Regions from separate parts of the Mus musculus genome. Here region 2 is linked to region 1. A link is a loop called in an ENCODE intact Hi-C map of the cell type or tissue named here. Cell type or tissue: heart. All regions are shown on one strand. Links, peaks and the distances in the headings refer to the core of each region. The heading gives the core; the rest is flanking DNA.

Region 1 (7,531 bases), core at 1,533-6,532:
AGAAATCTGCCTGCCTCTGCCTCTGCTGGGATTAAAGGCGTGCGCTACCACGCCCGGCCAGTTTGGGACTACAGACCCTTCGCCTCAAGCTGCTTCAGCTGACAGGCCAAGGTTCAAGGTGTTCTCTTCCGCAGAGTTTATTGAACGACAGCATGCCAAGAACCGAACCTACTACTACCACCGACAGTACCGTCGAGTGCCAGACATCACAGAATGCAAAGAGGGTGATGTTCTGTGTATCTATGAGGCTGAGATGCAGTGGAGAAGGGACTTGTACGTAAGCAGCAGGGAACACTGGGCACTATTGGAACCCCATCTCTCCTGAAATGTTGATTCCCTGGGCTGAGGTTAATAGTCCTCTACCCTTTCAAATTCTTGAGACAGGCACTTTTCTCCTAATCTTTCAGCAAAGTTGACCAGGAGATCATGAACATCATCCAGGAGAGACTGAAGGCTTGTCAGCAGAGGGAGGGAGAGAACTACCAGCAGAACTGTGCCAAGGAACTGGAGCAGTTCACCAAAGTGACTAAAGCCTACCAGGACCGCTGTGAGCCCCCCAGCTTTGTGCCAACCCTTTCCTCTCCAGCTTTCCCCACCTATTTAACTGTTAGGCAGCTGGGGATCAGTTTTGAGTTTTCTCAGCCTCTAAGACCTTACCAAGCTCATTTAACAGCTCCCCATGCCCCCCTCCCTAATCTCTTTTCCAGACTTGGACCTGGGAGCCTACTATTCTGCCAGAAAGTGTCTGGCAAAGCAGAAGCAGAGGATGCTGGAAGAAAGGAAGGCTGCGAGGCAGGAGGCTGCTGCCTAGGTGACCAGAACTCTTCATTCCACTGCTAAAAATAAAGTCAAGAGTTTTGGACATAAACTGTGTTTCTGGTGACTAAATTGCACACAGCCATATCCTCTCAGGTTGTATTAGACAAGTCTACTGAAACCTCTGGGCTAGCCAGAGCTACATAGTATCATGTATGGGGGAGACAGACAAAAAAAAACATAATAATCAGCAGACTTAATTCTTTTATTTTTCTCATATAAAAACCCTTATGTGGTAGCCACAGCTGGAGCCTGGGTCCTCTGAACAGAGACTCTGGTGTGGGTTTTCACAAGATGATCCGTGAATTCCTAAAAAAAGAAGCAAGACTTTAGTATACAGCAGCATGCCCCAAACTCAGATAAGATAAAGGCAAACACACCAACCGAATCCGAATACCTGATAAGGAGACTTGGTGAAGACAGTCTCTTTCCAGAGGTCGGGAGTCAGGTAGCTGTAAGTCTTGGAGATGGCATCAAAGGTGGCCTTAGCTGTAAAATAGTAAGAGGGTTGGTGGCTTCATTAGAGTCCTGCCCACCAAGGTGCTGTTGCAATCCTAGGAACAGAGAAGCCACCTTGGGGCAGGTCTGCCATGCAACCTAAGCCGGGCATAGTGGCGCACACACTTGGGAGACAGAGGCAGGCAGATTTCGGTTTGAGGCCAGTCTCTGGTCTACAGAGTGAGTTCCAGGTCAGCCAGGACTATACAGAGAAACCCTGTCTCAAACAAACAAAAAGACACCAACCACACACTGGACCTGTGTGATCCAGCAGAGCTAAGAGAGGCCACAGTTAATTGTGAGATACCTACCAAAGTTGCCCAGGGTGGCAGTGCAGCCTCTGGCTGAAGTGTAGCAGTCATCTATACCGGCCATCATCAGGAGCTTCTTGGGCACAGGAGCAGAGACAATGCCAGTGCCTCTGGGGGCAGGGATGAGACGCACCAGCACAGAGCCACAGCGGCCTGTCACCTTGCATGGAACAGTGTGGGGCTTGCCAATCTTGTTCCCCCAGTAGCCTCTCCGCACAGGGACGATGGAAAGCTTGGCCAAGATGATGGCCCCTCGGATGGCAGTGGCAACCTCCTTGGAGCACTTAACACCAAGACCAACGTGACCATTGTAGTCCCCAATAGCGACGAAAGCCTATGAGAAGACTTAGGTGAAATGGCTGGAGACAGGTCATGGCACCAGCACATCCCAAAGAGGACCTGTGGTGCTCCTCTAGGCAAGAGAGGCCACTGTGAGGCCAATCCAAAGTCCTGAAGGAACTCGTTTTCTCTCTCTCTCCGTACGAAAGTCACACGGGTAAAACCTTGTGTAACCATGCAGAGTGAGAGAGTTTTGCTCAACCTCACGGCCAAAAAAGCAATCTTAACCAACCTTGAACCTGGTCCGCTGGCCAGCCCGAGTCTGCTTCTGCACTGGCATGATTTTCAGAACCTCATCCTTTAGGGACGCACCCAGGAAGAAATCAATGATCTCAGACTCCTTAATGGGCAGGGAGAACAGGTAGATCTCCTCCAAGGACTTGATCTTCATGTCCTTAACCAGACGGCCCAGCTTGGTGACGGGGATCCACTGAAGGAAGAAGACACCAGTCAAAGGGCTGCCTCTCGGTGCAGGGGCGAGCAGCCCGCCCCGCCAGCGGCCCAGACCTACCTCCTTGTCTTCAGCTTTACCTCCACGAGCCCCGCGGCCTCGACCACGGCCACGGCCTCGGCCACGACCACGGCCCCTAAGACCGCTGCCGAATCCTCCGCGGAAGCCGCCGCGGCCACCTAATCCTGGGCCCCCGGGTCCTCCGGGCCCTCCCGCTGCACCGGCGTCATCCGCCATTTGCTAGTGACAAAAAGAAGAGGAAAAAAAGGAAATCAGCAGAACGCTAGGCTGTGCGGTCCTGCCAAAACTGTGTCTGTCCGGATGTCCACGGATTCCCACGGCCCAGGCCGCAAAGCCAGGTCCCAGCAACATAGACTCACGTGTTCTCCCGAAGAAGAAGAAGAGGGAGGCGCCGCGGAAGGGACAATTTATAGTGCTCCAAGAAGCGCGAGATCTCGACTGCCTACGCACAGCACCCGCAGGCTGTGGTTGGCTGCGTCTTGTCCCGCCCCCGCCGTGATCTGTCTGCGCCTGCGGACTTTCCCTCGCCGAAGCCGCGCCCTACACCAGCCGGAAGGACGTATAAATACTCGCGCCCGCGCTGGGCCGTCCCGCTTGTGTCCAGGAACCCGTGGCGACGTTGGCGTGTTCGGGTAAGTCGCTCCTCACGGGCTTCTCCAGGCTTACGCAGTTGATCCAGTAAATGGGCGTTCGTTGAAAATCACCCTCGGCTTTGGCTTGTAGCCGGGGGTGAGATTCGGCGCCCAGAGCCACAGAGGCCTCAGCTCACCGCCCGCTGCCCCGGTGTGGGAGGGTGAAACCCAGGCCCCTACATTCCAGAGCGACTCTGCTGCCCCGCGGTCCGCCCTGTGGCCACAGTCTTAACCGCCTCATTTATTTCGCAGGTTCCCCTGGATATGGACGTTGCCGCCGCCTCCCGCAAGAATTGTCCTCTTTTCTCAAATAAAGTGATTTAACCTAACTTATCGTATGTTGGTGTTTTTTGGTTTTGGTTTTTCGAGATAGGGTTTCTCTGTATAGCCCTGGCTGTCCTGGAACTCACTCTGTAGACCAGGCTGGCCTCGAACTCAAAAATCCGCCTGCCGCTGCCTCCCAAGTGCTGGGATTAAAGGCGTCCGCCACCACGCCCGACGAGACATTTTTTTAAAAGATTTATGTATGTGAGTACACACTGTAGTTGTACAGATGGTTGTGAGCCTTCATGTGGTTGTTGGGAATTGAATTTAGGACCTCTGCTTGCTCTGGCCCAAAGATTTATTTATTATTTTAAGTTCACTGTAGCTGTCTTCAAACACACCAGAAGAGGGCATCAGATCTCAAGGGTGGTTGTGAGCCACCATGTGGTTACTGGAATTTGAACTCAGTACCTTTGGAAGGGTAGTCGGTGCTCTTACCCACTGAGCCACAGCCCGACGTTTTTTAAAAGATGACCACCTACGCTAAAATAAATTTACAGGAATGTGTTTGCATTTTTTTTTCAAGTAGGGTACCAGTGGTGACCACTAAAGTTCACCTTAGTAAACCAATAAAAATCTCAGTTTACTGAGCGTGTGGCCCCACAACAGTCCAGGTCAGATCATGACCTGGAGTGGCCTTTATGTATACTGTTGTAGCTCCCAAGATGGCCTTCACTGAAAGGGTATGAAACAGTATTTCGTTGTGTAGCTCTGGCTGTCCTGGAACTCACTTTAGATCAGACTGGCCTCAAATTCAAAGAGATGCCTCTGCCTCCTCTGTTGAGATTAAAGGAATGTACCACCACCACGGCCTGGCTAAAAGGAAGACTTTGATGGAATGTTAGCAGCTCCACTACTGTTGTCTTAGACCTACCTCATGTCCTTACTATGATTATGTGGCCAGTGTGACCTCTGTACCAATATGGAGACCTTGTTACACCCAAGGGGAAAAGACAACACTTCACTATATTCACAACTCCATTGTCTACCCAAAGGCTTTCAATTTACAGTTGAAAAACCTCTGGGCTTTTCCACAGATGAATCTCCTGCCATGGAACTTCTTTTTGTTTTTTCCCCCCATGACAGGGTTTCTCTGTGTAGCCCTGGCTGTCCTCAAACTCAGAAATCTGCCTGCCTCTGTCCCCCAAGTGGGGGGATTAAAGGCGTGCGCCACCACCGCCCAGCTAGAACTTGGTTCTTGATGAAGGGATGTTAGTGGAGAACTTCAACACCTAAACTGAGTACCCAGTCAGTGGAGGAGCCGCTGGGATCTTGCTGGCTTCAGGGAACCAGCCTCTACAAGCTTGGTTCTCTAGCTGTCAGCCACAACCAAGGCAACACAATGAATCCATAGACTACTGAATTGAGGCCACCCACCTTTGGAGGGAAGCTAAGGGTAGGTGGTCATGAAGTAGGTTCCAGTGGGCTCTGGAGCAGAGCTGTGATTGGCCCACGCTGGACAATGCCACTGTGATGTCAGTCCACACGTGCTGTCAAATGGAGGCTCCTGAACTCTTGGTCTCAGTGGAGCTGCTGTCCAGATACAGATCATGGTGAGCCCCCCGTCTCTTCACCAGCTCTGAGATTGTACTCAATTCCAGGCAGATGCCCAACTATCTAGAAATAGATTCTATCTCCCTCTTGAGAATGGATGACAGTCCTTTTCTGGGACAAAAAAATTTTCAGAAGGCTCTTAGCTGGTATGTACTAGAAACATTCCAGCTTCTTCAGGCAAGAGTTGGCAGTCTTGGGAGTCAGCCCCCACAGATCCACCCTTGAAGTGGGTGCAGACCCCTCTAAGCTCTGTCCTTAAATTTCTTTGGATAGCCGTCCTCCCTATCAAAATATTGCAGGGTTATCTGGCTGGTATTAGTACTTGTGGCAGGGGCTTGGAGGCTTGGCCCTAACGCTGACCTGGTCTTTGCAGAGTGGTGGGTACGATCTCAACCTCTTTGCCAGCCCTCCTGACTGCAAGTTCCTGTGTTCTGTCTGCCATGGGGTTCTCAAGAGGCCAACGAGGTTGCCGTGCAGTCACATCTTCTGTAAAAAGTGCATCTTCAGGTGGCTAGCCAGGTATGTCGGGAATGCAGGTAGGTGAGGCTGGGGGCTCATTCCTGTGGCCAAGAATGGGAAAGTCTACCAAAAGCTGGGTTCCAATGGCTATAAGACTCAATTACAAAGTCTAGGACACTAAGCATGTGTGTGCCCTGGCTCCATGTGTCTGAAGTCCCTAGCTTCAGCTTGGAGCAAAAAGCTCACTGTAATGCCCACTTTATGCCTCCAGACAGAAAGGAGGGGCTAGCTGGGTTTCCCCATGAAGACTTGCTCTGGCACGCATATGACCTCCACCATCATACTCATGTCTCCTTCTAGACAAAACACCTGTCCATGCTGTAGAAAAGAGGTGACAAGGAGAAAGATGGTCGAAGTGAATAAACTCCGAAAAACCATTGGCCGCCTACAAGTCAAGGTAGCTCTGAGCATCCACTCCCATCCTCCTGTGGCAGTGGGGGGCTGGGGGTGGTAGGAACAGAAGAGGTGGAAAGAACCAAGAGTAGGCCAAAGGTCATTGAGATGACAGAAGAGTATGAGTCTACCACTTGCTGTGCCTGTCCCTTAGAACTTCAGGTAGGAATTATGAATCTGCCATTACTCTTCAGCCCTCTAACTTTATAAAATGAAAAAGCTTGGAATCACAAAAGTTCAGGAAGCTCTAGAGCTTGTTTCATAGTCTGTGGATTACCATAGATTAAGGATCACCTGGGAGCCCCAGCTAGCAGTGACTAACCTAGTTTAATCCATACTGAGCTTTCTCATACTCCCTAGTGCAAGAACGCTGCAGCCGGCTGCTTGGACACACACCCTCTGGCTCATCGCAAGGAGCATCAGGACTCATGCCCCTTTGAGCTGATGGCCTGCCCCAATGAGGGTTGCACTGTGCAGGTGCTGCGAGGGGTCCTGGATGAACACCGCCAGCATTGCCAGCAGAATGGACAGCAGCGCTGCCCCTTAGGCTGTGGGTCCACCCTGGCTGCCTTGGAAGGTGAGCACCACAACTGCTACCGCGAGCTACGTGATGCTTGGGTCCAACGCCATGAGCGCAACCGGACCCTGCTGCTGGGCCTGCTGGGGCGTGTACGCCGGGTGCACCTCACCACCAGCATCATCCACCAGCAGCTGGCACAGCTGAGCAACTTCCTGGAGGATGATGATAACCTGCTCCTGAATGCCCAGGTGCAAGAGACTGAGGTTACCCCGGAGGCTGAGATGAGGGGTACGCAGGGCCAAAGTGTCTTATAGAGGAGTTAAATAAACACTGAACCCAGGCCTGGCCCACCTCACACCTCAAGTCCTCCTTGCCTTCTCTGTTCCGTTGTCCTTGTCATCCCTGCAAATCTTCCATATTAGACACTGCCCTTTCTTCCCTGGACTGTTCTCCCAGACTTTTTTTTCCCCCACTGAGACAGGATTTCTCGGTAGCTCTGGCTGTGTCACCACCACCCCACCACCTCCCAGACACTTCTTTCTCCGGTTAGATCTATCACTGAATAGTCCCCATCCTGCAAAGCTCTTCCCTTCTTCGTTAACCCACCTTGTCTCTCCATGGGTCTCCTGCACTTTCCTACCAGACTTAATAGCTTCCTAGCTGGTACTACAAATGACTCAAAATCCTAATGAAGAATAGAAGTTAAAGAAATCTGTGTTCTCTTGTACTTAGTCTCCTCTGCATTCCTCAAAGCCAGCCAACCGGCTCTGAGCCCAAAGCACCATGCCCAGAAGACCACAGGCCACAGCTTTACAACTTCAATAGCTCAGATGTTGACGCAGCTTTACTACCTAACGTACAATGCTCCCTCCTGCCCTCTGCCCTCCCTTGCTAAATCTGCATTGACACTTAATCTGCGTTAAGTACTGTGAATTTTCTCTCCTCCCTGGATACCCTACTTGGTCCATTGAAAATGTGAGCTATGTAAGAGCGAGAGTTTTAAGCCACGAATAATGCTGCACACCTTTAGAACTCTGGCAGAGGCAGATGGCTCTCTGTGAGTTCAAGGCCTACCCGGTCTACATACCAAATTCCAGGATAGCTGGGGCTACATAGACTCTGTCTCAATAAAACAAAAGGTCAGATGTCTCAA
Region 2 (7,531 bases), core at 1,666-6,665, 300 kb after region 1:
CCAAAAGGATTACTAACATCCCAGGTGATCACAGAGCAAAATCATCTGTGAATTAGGGCACGCACTGTAGAACAACAACAACAAAAATCTCCCCTTTCCTAGGGTCCTTAAACAGCAAGCACCCCCAAAATAGCACTAGAAAAAAATCTTACAGAGGATTACCTAGTGCTGGACTTTTTATTATTCTCTTTGACTCCTAGCAAGCTCTTCTTTTTCACTCCTGATAAATCCATTCTCCCCTTCTTCAAGGCAGCAATGTCGGCCTCACTTATCTGAACTCTCACTTCTAACTTGAGTCTGAGAAACGATCCCTAATCGATTGCAATTTACGCCAAAGAGCAGCCTAGTAACAAGATAAAAGGATTGAAATAGAGCAAACCAATTGACAAAGCATCAACTCTATTTTGCATCAAAGACCGTTGAGCACACAGGACAGAAGCACAGCAAACAGCAAGTGTCCACACAGCCTTGACACCCAGGGCCCTCATTAGCGCGCCATGGAGGCCTTTCCTACTCTTAGAGGCCACCTTAGGTTTTTTATTTGAGAAAGAAAGGCAAAATGTATTACATGTCTAAGGTACAGGCATATTAAGATTCTTCTTTGTTTTCCTTAATGAAGTGGGAGAGGTAATTGTAGCTACATTTGGTTTTTTAGGGCCTGTCCCACACTAGAGTTCACCAAGTTTGATGATGAACCAGCCACCTGTAGATGGCTTTCAAAATATTAGACACCACAATGGCCTCAGAGGAGAAAAACCCAGATTTGTCTTATTGGCATTGTTTTCTTTAAGGATACAATGAGTAACGAGTAGCTGGCACTTTGAGTGACAAGCATCAAAACATTACTCAACACAACACAACGTGCAAAACCTCACAGGAGAGCACTAAGACAGAACCGAAAGCTGGAGCGGCGGTGCAAGCCTTCAACCACAGCACAGGGGAGGCAGAGGCAGGCTGATTCAGAGCTATTCCAGGACAGCCAAAGCGACATAAAGAAACCCTGCCTGGGAGGAAAAAAAAAGAAAAAAAAGAAAAAGGCAAGAAAAAAAGTAAGACTGTCAGGTAGGTAAACCATAAACAAATAAGGGGAAAATGTGACTTGGTAGATCTAGTCAGCAGTCAGGTAGGCACAACTGTTGAAACCTCTGAATGGGTTGAGATCTTATAGGCAGTGTTAAGGGTTTAGCAATAATGCCACGTAACAGTAAGTACTCAACTAAAGACAGCTAATTCTCCCTGGGACTTCTCTTGGAGCAAAATACAAAAAAAGGCCTCAGGATACATCCTAACTCTTCTTCCTCACCTTCCTCAAGTGTAAGGCGAGAATACATCTTTTCAGAAACAGGGCCCTTCTAAATGCTGCTGAATAAGTCTAGCTCATGAGAACAGTTCCCTTCCACTACTTTGACAAATAGAAATGGCAAATGATTACCTATCTAGCTTCTTTCCAGGACTATATCTTTTCAGCTATCTTCCATGGTCTGGAGTAAGCAAGCAAGCAAGCCTGTGTTTCAGGCTTCAAGTCTTTTTTTTTTTTTTTCTCGAGACAGGGTTTCTCTGGGCAGTCCTGGCTGTCCTGGAACCCACTCTGTAGACCAGGCTGGCTTCAAGAAATCCACCTGCCTCTGCCTCTCAAGTGCTGGGATTAAAGGCCTGTGCCACCACTGTCCAGCTGTGGCACTCATTCTTAATTTTTTTTTTTTTTTTTGCTATCCTGTAGCTCTGGCTGTCACAGAGATTCCCCCACTTTTGTTTCCCAAGTGCTGGGATTAAAGCTGTGTACCATGACACCTTGCTGGGACTCATCCTTCCTGTCTCCTGAGTACAGGAACCAAAGGCTTATTCTATTAAAGACAAGGTCTCTAGCCCAGGCTGGCTTCAAATGTTCTATGTAGGATGACTTGAATCTCCTGCCTCCGCCTGGGATTATAGGCTTTCGATATGGAGCTGGAGACTGAAACCAGGGCTTTGTGCACAACAGGCAAAAGCATACTACCAAGTTAAGTAATCCTGACAATTAGCTCCCTAAACCTTGCTTGGCTAAATCAATCTATCAATCTGGCAAGGCACCCAGCTAAAAGCTCAGTGGTAAGTTTGATTTCTGGCTGCTTAGTTAACTGTGTTACAGCTCAGCTGACTTTTGGATGAGATCACTAAAAGCAGCACTGTCCATGAGTGTGAACCATGAGCACACCCTTTAATCTCCTTTCAGCCAAGTCACAAAAGTTAGTGAAACCTTTCTTATTTTTTTTAGAAACAAGAACTGGGAAATGAGGCTCTCGAGTTCAAAGGTCTGTCCTGGTCTACTTCCAGGACAGGCAAGGCTACACGAAGTAACACTGAGCCCAGTATACTCAACAAGACCTCTACCATTCACAAGTACTGACAGTCCAAAATTAAAGGCTTTTTCCCCCCTATTGAAACATGGTCTCACTAGGCAGCCCTGGCTAGCCTAGGTTGATCAAGCTAGCCTCAAACTCTGACTTGCCATCTGAGTGCTGGGATTAAAGGCAGTGTGTGGGTCCCAAAACTAGTTTTTAACAAAATGAACATTACCTTTGTAACATATAATCAACATAAAATTACTAAATTTCTTGTGGGTTTTCTATACTAAGTCATTTAAATCTGGTATGTACTTTTGGGGTTTGGGTTACTATTCAAGTGCTTCATACCAGTGACAAAGGGTAGAGATCACCCTTGTGCACCCGCACCCCGACCTGCTGGAATGTACTTTATGAAACAGGCAGAACCCATTGTTAAGCAGTCTACAAATTATGAACTGCGGCGTAAGCGAACTCTTTGCTGGGTGTGGTCGAGTGCTAGAAAGCAAAGGTGAGGGTCTCTGTTCACTCAAGCTCAGGTAACAGCTCAGGACCTTGGTCACCTCTCCCATCCTCCGGAAAGGTGTGCGTCCAACAGTCAGAGAGAGGAGAAAACAAATGGTTAAATCTCGAGCAGAGGGCGTCTTGGCAATCTGAAAGCACTCTCTACATATAAAAGCACATCGGAGACACAGTGCCTACGAAGTAACACAAGGTAGAGAAAGCAAGCCTCCACCACGTCTCTACCATCAACCATAACCTTCCCATATCCTCTCCCGCTGAGCTCCGTAACCGTGCTCGGTCCATCCTAGGACGGATCCTCAATGCCCAGAACTGAGAACTGCACACTGGATTCCGACAGACACTCGTGGAAAGAGATCTTTAAAGGAAACCAACCTTTTAGGCCGGCTCGCAATCTGCACCGTCCGCTCCGGCCACAGACATCGACCTCGCCTCCCACCCTCTTTCTCCACTCACTACTCAGGTCGGGCCCGGTGTGGCGAGCCTAGGTCTCCAGCCTGACAAGAAAACAAGAGAAGCGGCAGGGCTCGCAGCTGCTGGAGTCCTGCAGGCTAAAGCGGGTCGCCGCCGAGCGAACCGTGCGGGATCACCCTTCCGTCGGTGACCGCCTCGACCACTTCCGGGCCGCGGCCTCGACACCTCCCACTCCGCCCGACCTGAACCACACTCTCTCCTCGGGCTCTGTTCCTCGCCGGCGGGCCTCTGCCGCACTGAGGAACGCAACCGGCTCCACGATGCGCCCCGCCAAGCCTGGCAGAAGGTCCCCGGAGGTCGGATGCAGCCGGATTCCTACCCCGACTTACATCTTCCCAAGGCCGCCACCTCCTCCCGCTCTTCTCAGACCAGGACGCCGGCGCAACTTTGTCGTCAGAGGTGAGAAGCGGGAAGGCGCAGCCGTCGTCGCGCGACGATGACGTAAGCACACTCAGCCAATGCAAGTTAGCGGTGGAGGACTAAAGGACAGCAACTGTGTGTGGGCGGAGCGTCGTAGCGCCTACGGTCCCCCCCCCCGCCCCCCCTCCCCGACTGGTCTAAAGTTTCCTGGACTTGTTTTGCTCATTCTGAAGCGCGCGATGATTGGCTGACCGGCACCAGAGGTTTGTGCTCTTTGGCGCCTACCGGATCTGTGTGGATGGAGCTACTCGGGTTGCCTCTGCTGTCATTAGGATCTAAGGCACCCTGCTGAGGCCGCGTTATTGTAGTAAAGGGACAGGCTGGTACGGACGGTGAGTTCCTATGGTCAAGTCTCTGGTAGTTAGTGGTGATTGCATAGATATGGTCTCTGTGCTGGTGGGATACAGCTGACTGGGTGTAGCGGGCGGCCGATGAGGCCAGAAAGGAAAAAAGTTTGAGGAAATGTTGAAGGAGGTTTCTCCCAGGAGACATTTCTGACAAGAATGCGTGGGGCAGAAGGAACAGCAAAGGCGTTCAGGATCGCTGGGAGAAGAAGAGGCACGCTAGTCTATACCGGGGTTACGTCAGTAACTTCTTAGCAAGGACATAGAGGATCTGGTCTCTGCACGAGGCTAAAGAGTAGCACCCGCCGTAGTGCCCCGCCTCCCGACTTTGCCAACACATTCTTTTGTTTGTTTGTTTGTTTGTTTTGTAGCCCTGGCTGTCCTGGAACTCACTCTGTAGACCAGGCTAGGCTGGCCTAGAACTCAGAAATCTGCCTGCCTCTGCCTCCCAACTGCTGGGATTAAAGACGAGCGCCACCGCCCGGTTTGCCTAGCACATTCTTGCTCCGTTATTTGCGGAAGAAAGGGATATGCACACAATCCCCGCGGTTATCTAAGTAGATTTGAGGCAGGAACGAAGAAAGAGGAACAGAGCTAAGGTGAGCTTCAGGAGGAAGGTACAAAGGTGACTTAGATTTGGATTACATATTGCTGTGAAAGATAGGAAAGTGGCCAATGTGCACTTTGGTGATCCCGGAGAGATGGAGAGAAGAGATTATCTCGGTCCAAGGAGCTGGGTGTGTCCTGTGGGACAGTCAGGAAGAGGAGCCTGCTTCTGAAGTCTGCTTTCCTGAGGTATTCATTTTTTGGGGTGGGGTTAGCAGATCTAGACAGTTTGGTCTGGTACCCTTGTTGGATTTAAGATTATTTAATGTATAGGATATTAGGGATAAGCTGATTTTCTTGCATTGCTGTTGTGTCTGCTGTGGTCAGACATGAGTGGTAAGTGGATGCTAGCTGTTCTCTGGTGGAACGGAACAAATAAACGATGACCCTCACTTACATCATCCAGTCTGGGTTATTCACACTAGAAAGGCTGAGAGCCAGTAGCTTTCTAAGAAACTACATGTCCTTGTAGTCTTAATCTGGTGCTGAAATCATGGCGGGTTCCTGGTCTTCAGCACTAGTTGGAAGGCTGAAGAAGCTGGGCCCTGATGTCAGTGAAAGATGGCAGCAAAAAGGTAGACGGACTAGTGAGAGAAAAGCCACAAAAGCAAATCTCGCACTGCCTACAAAGACACTGGGAAGTGCTGGTCAGGTTCAGGTTGGGCCTTCACACTTAATCACAAAGCTCCCTCACCGGTGTGCCCCGAGGTGCGTTAATTCTGAATCCAATCAAGTTGACAACCAAGATTAACCATCTCAGTGGGTCAGAAGAGCAGTGGTCCAGGGACTTCAGCCGGTTCTTGTAGGGAAAGGGCCCTGTGATGATGTAGTAATGCTCACACAGGGAGCATGTACCATTCTGTGAAGATTAATGGTGTCTGTGATTAGAGAGGCTAATAGAGTTTTTGGTCCAGAACAGCACGGACACCCTAGAAACCCTAGAAATCTGGGGTCACCCCAGATGGCTGGTGAGGACCGAAGAAGCTGGGCTAACAGCTTCTCCCCTGCTTTTCCCCTAATGTTCAAAGTAATTTAATTTGGCATGTATGTAAGTATGTAATTTAATTTGGCACATGTGTAAGTTTTTTTTTTTAAGATTTATTTATTATTATATCTAAGTACACTGTAGCTGTCTTCAGATGCACCAGAAGAGGGCATCAGATCTCATTGTCTTTGGAAGAGCAGTCGGTGCTCTTAACCACTGAGCCATCTCTCCAGCCCACGTATGTAAGTTTTAACATAAATTAAATCTAAAGCATGATTTACTCAGAGGTGTTGATAAAAATTTGTTGCTAAGCCGGGTGTGGTGGCGCACGCCTTTGATCCCAGCACTCGGGAGGCAGAGGCAGTTGGATTTCTGAGTTCAAGGCCAGCCTGGTCTACAAAGTGAGTTCCAGGACAGCCAGGACTACACAGAGAAACCCTGTCTCAAAAACACCAAAAAAAAAAAAAAAAAAAATTTGTTGCTAAATATCCTGGGCTTTATAAATCAAGTGTACCATCAAGCTGCTGAGCTCTGAAAGCTGAGCTTCCTGGCTTTTACTATTTTGAGAATTAGCAGAAAGATTGTGAGAACTGAATCTTTGGACCCTTCTTTCTTTTCTTCCAAGAGTCTGAGCCTTACTTATCCCAGCATGTTGCTAACCTATGGAGGCCAAGATGGCTAAGGGCCACCAAGCTAGGATTTCCGGGGACCCAGGGTATCTGTAGCCCCAGTTTGCTGGAAGACACATGAATTGCTGGCCGCAATTGAGGGCATTTGAGCCTTGGTAAGTACTCTATGCTCCCTTCTTTCTTTTCTCAAGGTTCAAAGTCAGCCTGGTCCAGAGTGAGTTTCAGACAGCCAGGGCTGCTATACGTAGAAACCCTGTCTCAAAAAACAAAACAACAGGGGCTGGAGAGATGGCTCAGGGGTTAAGAGCACTGACTGCTCTTCCAGAGGTCCTGAAATCAATTCCCACCAACCACATGATGGCTTATAACCATCTGTAATGGGATCTGATGCCATCTCCTAGCATGCAGGTGTACATACAGATAGGACACTCAGATACTTAAATAAATCTTTTTTTAAATGCCATAATGCATAATAGAGAGACCCTGTCTCAAACAAAACAAAAAATAGAAAAAGACAAGCAAGGGCTGAGTGGGGTGGCTCACACCTCACTCCCAGCCCTTGGGAAGCAGAAGCAGGTGGATCTGTTTATTTGGTTTTGAGACAGGGTTTCTCTGGGTAGCCCTGGCTGTCCTGGAGCTTGTATAGAGCCTCACCAGGCTCTGCCTCCATATCCAGCTTTGAAGACTTTTTAAAGGCATATGTGCTATGGAAACTAATTTGAAGTTCTATAAATAAATGTTTCAGAGACTGGCTAAAAACATCGTTGCTTAGTGTGGTAGCACATGCTTTTAATTCCAGTATTTGGGAGGCAGGAATAGGGAGATCTCTGAGTTTGAAGGTAGCCTAGTCTCCAGAGAGTTTCAGGCTAATCAGGGCTACATCGTAAGATCTTGTCTCAAAACACTAGAGAAACTGGGGCAATGGCTCAGTGATTGAGAACACTTATGCACATAATGAGATTCATGCTCATCCTGGTGGGCAAAACTCATACATGGAAATAAATATTGAAAAAATTAAAACAATAAAACAACTTGTCTTTTGTTTTGTTTTGTTTTGTTTTGTTTTGTTTTTCGAGACAGGGTTTTTCTGTATAGCCTTGGCTGTCCTAGAACTCACTTTGTAGACCAGGCTGGCCTTGAACTCAGAAATCCACCTGCCTCTGCCTCCCGAGTGCTGGGATCAAAGGCGTGCGCCACTACCATCTGGCCAGGACCCACTTTTTATCTTGC

Evidence for each region. Peaks named below come from ENCODE experiments on the same cell type or tissue, not always from the same donor. Only the 100,000 strongest peaks of a DNase experiment are listed, where the experiment ranks them.
Region 2: a loop joins it to region 1, with 3 times the contacts of the local background. A loop is called at or near these places in 1 of 42 quality-filtered maps.

What each region holds. Positions count from the first base shown.
Region 1 is chr17:24,715,397-24,722,927 of GRCm38, reverse strand. Rnf151 (ring finger protein 151) reads left to right here and starts at 4,871. Exons shown (of 4, transcript NM_026205.3): 1 at 4,871-4,945; 2 at 5,320-5,465; 3 at 5,766-5,862; 4 at 6,219-7,089. The coding sequence starts at 4,943. The coding sequence ends at 6,692. It overlaps Rps2 (ribosomal protein S2), which reads right to left and starts at 2,865. Exons shown (of 6, transcript NM_008503.5): 1 at 2,796-2,865; 2 at 2,476-2,655; 3 at 2,197-2,394; 4 at 1,626-1,959; 5 at 1,214-1,305; 6 at 1,001-1,125. The coding sequence starts at 2,652. The coding sequence ends at 1,045. It overlaps Snhg9 (small nucleolar RNA host gene 9), which reads left to right and starts at 2,963. Exons shown (of 2, transcript NR_027900.2): 1 at 2,963-3,068; 2 at 3,321-3,397. It overlaps Snora78 (small nucleolar RNA, H/ACA box 7), which reads left to right and starts at 3,096; the gene lies at 3,096-3,252. It also overlaps Snora64 and Ndufb10. In heart, for the core only: a CTCF peak has its summit at 3,767 (motif pointing right); a DNase peak (open chromatin) is centred at 2,827; H3K4me3 peaks cover 3,039 bases; H3K27ac peaks cover 1,887 bases.
Region 2 is chr17:24,410,850-24,418,380 of GRCm38, reverse strand. Rnps1 (RNA binding protein with serine rich domain 1) reads right to left here and starts at 3,706. Exons shown (of 9, transcript NM_009070.2): 1 at 3,647-3,706; 2 at 3,219-3,340; 3 at 163-343. The coding sequence starts at 233. It overlaps D330041H03Rik (RIKEN cDNA D330041H03 gene), which reads left to right and starts at 3,868. Exons shown (of 6, transcript NR_033554.1): 1 at 3,868-4,069; 2 at 4,453-4,680; 3 at 5,807-5,914; 4 at 6,298-6,456. In heart, for the core only: CTCF peaks have their summits at 4,563 and 5,837 (motif pointing right); a DNase peak (open chromatin) is centred at 3,800; H3K4me3 peaks cover 3,162 bases; H3K27ac peaks cover 2,325 bases.